Regions from separate parts of the Homo sapiens genome. Here region 2 is linked to region 1. A link is a contact called in ENCODE Hi-C or POLR2A ChIA-PET data. All regions are on one chromosome and are shown on one strand. The core of a region is the stretch at or near the end of the contact, and the rest is flanking DNA. Distances in the headings are between cores, read along the strand shown. Region 1 overlaps ST6GAL1 (ST6 beta-galactoside alpha-2,6-sialyltransferase 1). Region 2 has its middle 22 kb from the start of ADIPOQ-AS1.

Region 1 (3,218 bases), core at 469-2,968:
CAGGACAAAATCATCAAAAGCAATTACAACAAAAGCAGAAATTGACAAATGGGATCTGATTAAACTAAAGAGCTTCTGCACAACAAAAGAAACTATCATTAGAGTGAACAGACAGCCTACAGAACGGGAGAAAATTTTTGCAATCTAATCTATCCATTTGACAAAGCTCTAATATCCAGAATCTACAAGGAATTTAAACAAATTTGCAAGAAAAAAAAAACCCATTAAAAAGTGGGCAAAGGACATAAACAGACATTTCTCAAAATAAGACATTTATGTGGCCAACAAACATATGAAAAAATGCTCAACACCATGCATCATTAGAAAAATGCAAATCAAAACCACAAAAAGATACTATCTCATGCCAGTCAGAATGGCAATTAGTAAAGCCGTGAAACAACAGATGTTGGTGAGGCTATGAAGAAATAAGATCGCTTTTACACTGTTGGTGGGAATGTAAATTAGTTCAACCATTGTGGAAGACAGTGTGGTGAGTCCTCAAAGATCTAGAACCAGAAATACCATGTAACCCAGCAATCCCATTACTGAGTATATACTCAAAGGAATATAAATCCTTCTATTATAAAGATACATGCACGCATATGTTCATCGCAGCACTATTCACAATAGCAAAGATATGGAATCAACCCAAACGTCCATCAGTGATACACTGGATAAAGAAAATGTGGTACATATACACCACGGAATACTATGCAGCCATAAAAAGGAAAGAGATCATGTCCTTTGCAGGGACATGGATGGAGCTGGAAGCCATTATCCTCAGCAAACTAACACAGGAAGAGAAAATCAAACACCATATGTTCTCACTTATAAGTGGGAGCTAAACAATAAGAACACATGGACACAGGGAGGGGAACAACACACACTGGGGCCTGTCAGGGGGCCTGGGGGAGGGAGAGCATCAGGATAAATAGCTAATGCATGTGGGGCTTAATACCTAGGTGATGGGTTGATAGGGGCAGCAAACCACCATGGCACATGTTTACCTATGTAACAAACCTGCACATCCTACACATGTATCCTGGAACTTAAAATAAAATAAAATTAAAAAAAAAAAAAAAACCTCTCTGTGTCTCAGTTTCTTCATGTATAAATTTTGGGTTATTCCAACTAATTTTGAAATGTCATTGTGAGGATTTTGTTAAATTCAGCCAACAAATGTGGATTATGCCTATGATACCTGAGGCATTGCTCTGGGTCCTAAAGAAATAGCTGTGAGCAAAAGAGATAACATCCTTGCCCTCATGGAAGCAAGTTCCTAGTGAGAAAAGACACAGGGTAGTAACTCAGATGGCCACCTACGCTATTGAACAGCAACAAGGAAGGATAAAAGGGAGAGAGCCAAGTCGGTGGGAGGAGACAGGCAGGAGATTATAATCTTATATAAGGCTGTCAAATGGCCTGTTTGACAAGGTGACATCTAAATAGAAACCTGAAGAAGAGACGAAAACAATAGGATACATGAAGGAAGGTGTCCTGCCTGGAGGAAGCAGTGGAAAGGCTCTGAGACCAAAGTGTGCTTTATATCTGAGGAGTAGGCTCAGTGAGGTGAAGCAGAATGAAGCGGTGGAAAAGAGCAGGAGATGAAGTCTGCAGGGTCTGAAGGCTGGGTCACACAGAATCCTGTAGGCCTTTCTAAGCTCTGAGTAAAAGAGGAAGCCTTTCCTGGTTTTTGAGCGGAAGAATGACACATCACTACAGCTTTTAAAATGATCACTCTGGTTACTGTTTTGAGAACATACCACAGGAGCAAGACTACAAGCAGGAGGCTCAGTTGTGAAACGATTCTAAGAGAAAGAACAGGTCTTCTGTCCTGGACCAACATGAATTTGATGAATTAAGTAGTTGTTTCTTAATTTATTGTGAAAGCACAGCTGACATGGTTTGCTAACAGAGTGGGTGCAGCATGAGAGAAAGAGAATTTAGAATGACTCCAGAGTTTAAGCCCTAAAAGATGGAAAGATGAAATTGTTGTCCACTGAAATGAGGATGGCTCTTTTAGGGAGAAAAGCAGCAGTTCGATTTTGGGCTTGTCATATTTGAGATGTATATTAGATGTCTAAGGAAACTTGTCAAGTAGATGGTTGAATATCTGAGCATGGAACTCAGGGGAAAGGTGTGGGTTGGAAATATAAATTGAGGGTTGTCAGGAAATTGATGATATGAGATGGCCAGGGCATGAGGAGACAGAGAAGAGGCCAAGTCCAAGGGCCACTCCCAGAGGCACTCCACAGTGACCAAGTGAAAATGAGCCAACAGAGAAGCGCTTGAACCCGGGAGGCGGAGGTTGCAGTGAGCTGAGATCGCGCCACTGCACTCCAGCCTGGGTAAGAGAGTGAGACTCCATCTCAATAAAAATAAAAAAAGAAAAGAAAAGAAAAGAAAATGAGCCAAGAAAAGGAACTGAGAAGGAGAACCTAGTGAGAGAAGAGGAAAAGCAAAGACAGTGATGTTCCAGAAGCCAAGAGAAGAAACTATTTCAAGGAGGATGGAATGGTCAATTGTATCAAAAGTTGCTGATCAGTCAAGATAGGGACTGAGATCTGACCACTGGATTTGGCAAGAGAGGATACTGGTGAGCCTGACCGGTATGGTTTTGGTGGTGTGATGGGTACAAAAGACTGATCATGTTGAGTTTAAATGAGAATGAGAGAAGAGGGAGTGCAGGGTGCAAATGCAGACAACTCTCTCCAGGAGCATAAAAATTGGCACACCCCCTCCCTTTTCACCTCCTGCCGTGAGTAAAAGCTTCCTGAAGCCTCACCAGAAGATGATGTGGGTGCCATGCCTGTACAGCCTGCAGAATCATGAGCCAAATAAACCTCTTTTCTTTATAAATTACTCAGTCTCAGGTTTTCCTTTATAGCAAGGCAACATGGACTCATACAGTAGTACCCTTATAAAAGAGGCTCTGGAGAACTAGTGAGCCCTGTTAGCACATGAGGACACGGTGAAAAAGCACCATCCATAAATTAGGAAGCAAGCTCTCACCAGACGCCGAATCTGCTGGTGCCTTCAACTTGGACTTCCCAGCCTCCAGAACTATGAGCAATACATTTCTTTTGTTTATAAACCACCCTGTTTACGGTATTTTGTTATCACAGCCTGAATGGACTAAGACAAAAGGTATGAAAGTTTTCCTCCGACTGCCATTATTTTTTCAGGTAAGTTTAAAACAAGGTATCAACTGAGAGTAT
Region 2 (3,218 bases), core at 396-2,895, 70 kb after region 1:
TTACCCCCAACCCTGTGCTCTCTGAAACATGTGCTGTGTCCACTCAGGGTTAAATGGATTAAGGGCGGTGCAAGATGTGCTTTGTTAAACAGATGCTTGAAGGCAGCATGCTCGTTAAGAGTCATCACCACTCCCTAGGAAAACCAGAGACCTTTGTTCTCTTGTTTATCTGCTGACCTTCCCTCCACTATTGTCCTATGACCCTGCCAAATCCCCCTCTGCAAGAAACACCCAAGAATGATCAATTAAAAAATAAAATAAAATAAAATAAAAGACCTAAACATAAGAGGTGAAACCATAAAACTCTTAGCAGGCTGGGAGTGGTGGCTGAAGCCTTGTAATCCCAGCACTTTAGGAGGTCAAGATGGGCAGATGGCTTGAGCCGAAGAGTTTGAGACCAGCCTGGGCAACGTGGCAAAACCCTGTCTCTACAAAAAATACAAAAATTAGCCTGGCGTGGTGATACACACCTGTAGTCCCAGCTACTAGGGAGGCTGAGGCAAGAGGATTGCTTGAGCCTGGGAAGACAAGGCTGCAGTGATCCGTGATCAAGCCATTGCACTCCAGCCTGGGAGACAGAGAGAGACTCTGTCTTGAAAACTAACTAAATAAACAAATAAAAGCAAGAATCTAAATTGGCACTTCTGCAAAGAAGATACACAAATGGTCAGTAACCACAAAAATAATGCTCAACATCATTAGTTCTCAAGGAACTGCAAATCAAAACCACAATCAGATATCACTTCACACCCACTAGGATGGTTATAATTTAAAAGACAGATAAGAGCAAATGTTGATGAGAATGTAGAGAAACTGAAACTCTCATGCACTGATGCCAGGAAGGTAAAATGGTACAATGCCTGGGTGACAGAGTGGAGAATCTGTCTCAAAGAAAAAGAAAAATCTTGAAATCGTGTCTTGTGACTTTGGAAAACAGCCTGGTAGTTCTTCGAAATGTTAAACATAGTTACCATTCCTAGGTGTATGTATACCCAGAGAAATGAAAATATATGCATACACAAAAACTTGTACACAAATGCTCTTAGCAGCATTATTCATAATAGTCCCAAAGTGAAAACAACCCAAATGTCCATCAACTAATGAATGGACAAATGTAATGTAGTACAGTAGTGCTTCTTCTCATCCGCAGTTTCACCTTCTGCAGTTTCAGTTACATACAGTCAATTGCATTGGGAAAATGTGAAATGAAAAACTCCAGAAATAAACAATTTATGAGTTTTAAATTGTGCAGGCCAGGTGCAGTGGCTCACTCCTGTAATCCCAGCATTTTGGGAAGCCAAGACAGGCAGATCACTTGAGGCCCAGAGTTCAAAACCAGCTTAGCCAACTTGGTGAAACCTCATCTCTACAAAATATACAAAAAGTAGCCAGGCATGGTGGCGCATGCCTGTGGTCCCAGCTGCTTGCGGGGCTGAGGCGGGAGGATTGCTTGAACCTGGGAGGCAGAGGTTGCAGTGAGCAGAGACTGAGCCACTGTGCTCCAGCCTGGGTGACAGAGTGGAAACGCTGTCTCAAAAAAAAAAAAAAAAAGTTTGAAACTGTGTCTTGTTCTGAGTAGCATGATAAAATCTTATGTCATCCCACTCCATCCTTCCCAGGAAGTGAATCATCCCTTTGTCCTGTGCATCTATGTTCTCTATAACACCATTAGTCACTTAGTAACTATCAGATTGACAGTTACAGTATCACAGTTCTTGTATTCAAGTCACCCATATTTTTCTTGATAATGGCCCTAAAGCACAAAAGCAGTGATGCTGGCATATTTTTATGAATTGTTCTATTTAGTTATTGCTGTTGTTAATATCTTACTGAGCCTAATTTATTTTTATTTCTATTTTTATCTTATAATTTATAAATTAAACTTTATCCTAAGTATCTATATATAGAAAAAAACATAGTATATATAGGATTTGGTGCTATCTGTGGTTTCAAGCATTCCCTGGAGAACTCGGAACATATGCCCCCCAGATAAGAGGAAACTACTGTGTATCCACATAAGGGAGTATTAAGCAATTGAAAGAAATAAAGTACTGGTAAATGCTATAACATGGATGAACCTTCAAAACATTATACTAAGTGAAAGAAGCCAGTCGTGAAACATCATAGTGTAATGCATTACATGAAATGTCCAGGCTAGGCAATCTATAGGAACAGAAACTAGATTAGTAAAAGCTAAGACTGGAGGATTTCAGAGGAAATGAGGAGTAGCTGCTGATAGGTATGAGGTTTCCTTTGGGGATGATAAAATTCGTCTAAAATTGGTTGTACTGATGGTTTCACAATTCTGTGAAACCCAAAAAGCATTGACTGGCAGGAGAGGGGATTCCTTTAAACGGGTGAATTGTGTGGTATGTAAACTATATTTCAATAAAGCTCTTACAAGAAAAAAAAAAGATGGCTATGACATGATTCTTGCTTTGGAAGAGCACGACTCAGACATTTTGAATCCTCTGCATTCCTATAAAAATTTCTGAATTGTTTTAGTGTCTTCCAATAAAAGAGGAAACAGCGGGTACAGAAGAGAATCAATAGAAACATCCACTAAAATATAAAAAGGATTACAAAATAAAAGAGTTTCACCAACACTCCAGGCAACGGGGCTAGAGATTAACATCAGCTCTATTTATACTGTTTGCGCATAATTGCATATGGTTACACATGCTTAAGTTGACTAAAAATTACATCTAGGCCGGGCACGATGGCTCACATCTGTAATCCCAGCACTTTGGGAGGCTGAGGTGGGCAGATCACTTGAGGTCAGGAGTTCGACGCCAGCCTGGCCAACATGGTGAAACCCCATCACTACAAAAATACAAAAACTGGCTGGGTGCGGTGGCTCATGCCTGTAATCCTGGCACTTTGGGAGGCCGAGGCTGGCGGATCACGAGGTCAGTAGTTCGAGACCAGCCTGACCAACATGGTGAAACCCCGTCTCTACTAAAAGTACAAAAATTAGCCAGGTACGGTGGCACATGCCTGTAATCCCAGCTACTCAGGAGGCTGAAGTAGGAGAATCACCTGAACCTGGGAGGCAGAGGTTGCAGTGAGCCAAGACTGCACCACTGCACTCCAGCCTGGTGACAGAGCGAGACTCCATCTCAAAAAAAAAAAAAAAAATTATCTGGGTGTGGTTGCGTGCATCTGTAATTCCAGCTACTGGGAGGCGGAGGCACAAGAATTGCTTGAACCCAGGAGGC

What was found. Hi-C counts contacts between places; a loop is a spot of excess contacts on that map. ChIA-PET counts read pairs that join two places held with the same protein, here RNA polymerase II (POLR2A). Pooled maps may share reads with other maps.
Region 2: a loop to region 1 is called in a pooled map, with 6 times the contacts of the local background. The contact joins two enhancer-like sites. A Hi-C loop is called at or near these places in 9 of 50 pooled maps. POLR2A ChIA-PET finds 5 or more read pairs at or near these places in 6 of 52 experiments (activated CD4-positive, alpha-beta memory T cell, activated CD8-positive, alpha-beta memory T cell, activated T-cell and 1 more).

The regions. Positions count from the first base shown.
Region 1 is chr3:186,951,676-186,954,893 of GRCh38, reverse strand. The region is part of intron 1 of ST6GAL1 (ST6 beta-galactoside alpha-2,6-sialyltransferase 1); the gene reads right to left. Among named protein-coding and RNA genes, the nearest start is that of ST6GAL1, 23 kb to the right of the region's middle. Within about 2 kb of position 1,718, at least 4 of the 41 ENCODE cell types and tissues checked have a DNase peak (open chromatin) inside an H3K27ac peak, as active enhancers do.
Region 2 is chr3:186,881,403-186,884,620 of GRCh38, reverse strand. No RefSeq gene overlaps it. Among named protein-coding and RNA genes, the nearest start is that of ADIPOQ-AS1, 22 kb to the right of the region's middle. Within about 2 kb of position 1,645, at least 2 of the 41 ENCODE cell types and tissues checked have a DNase peak (open chromatin) inside an H3K27ac peak, as active enhancers do.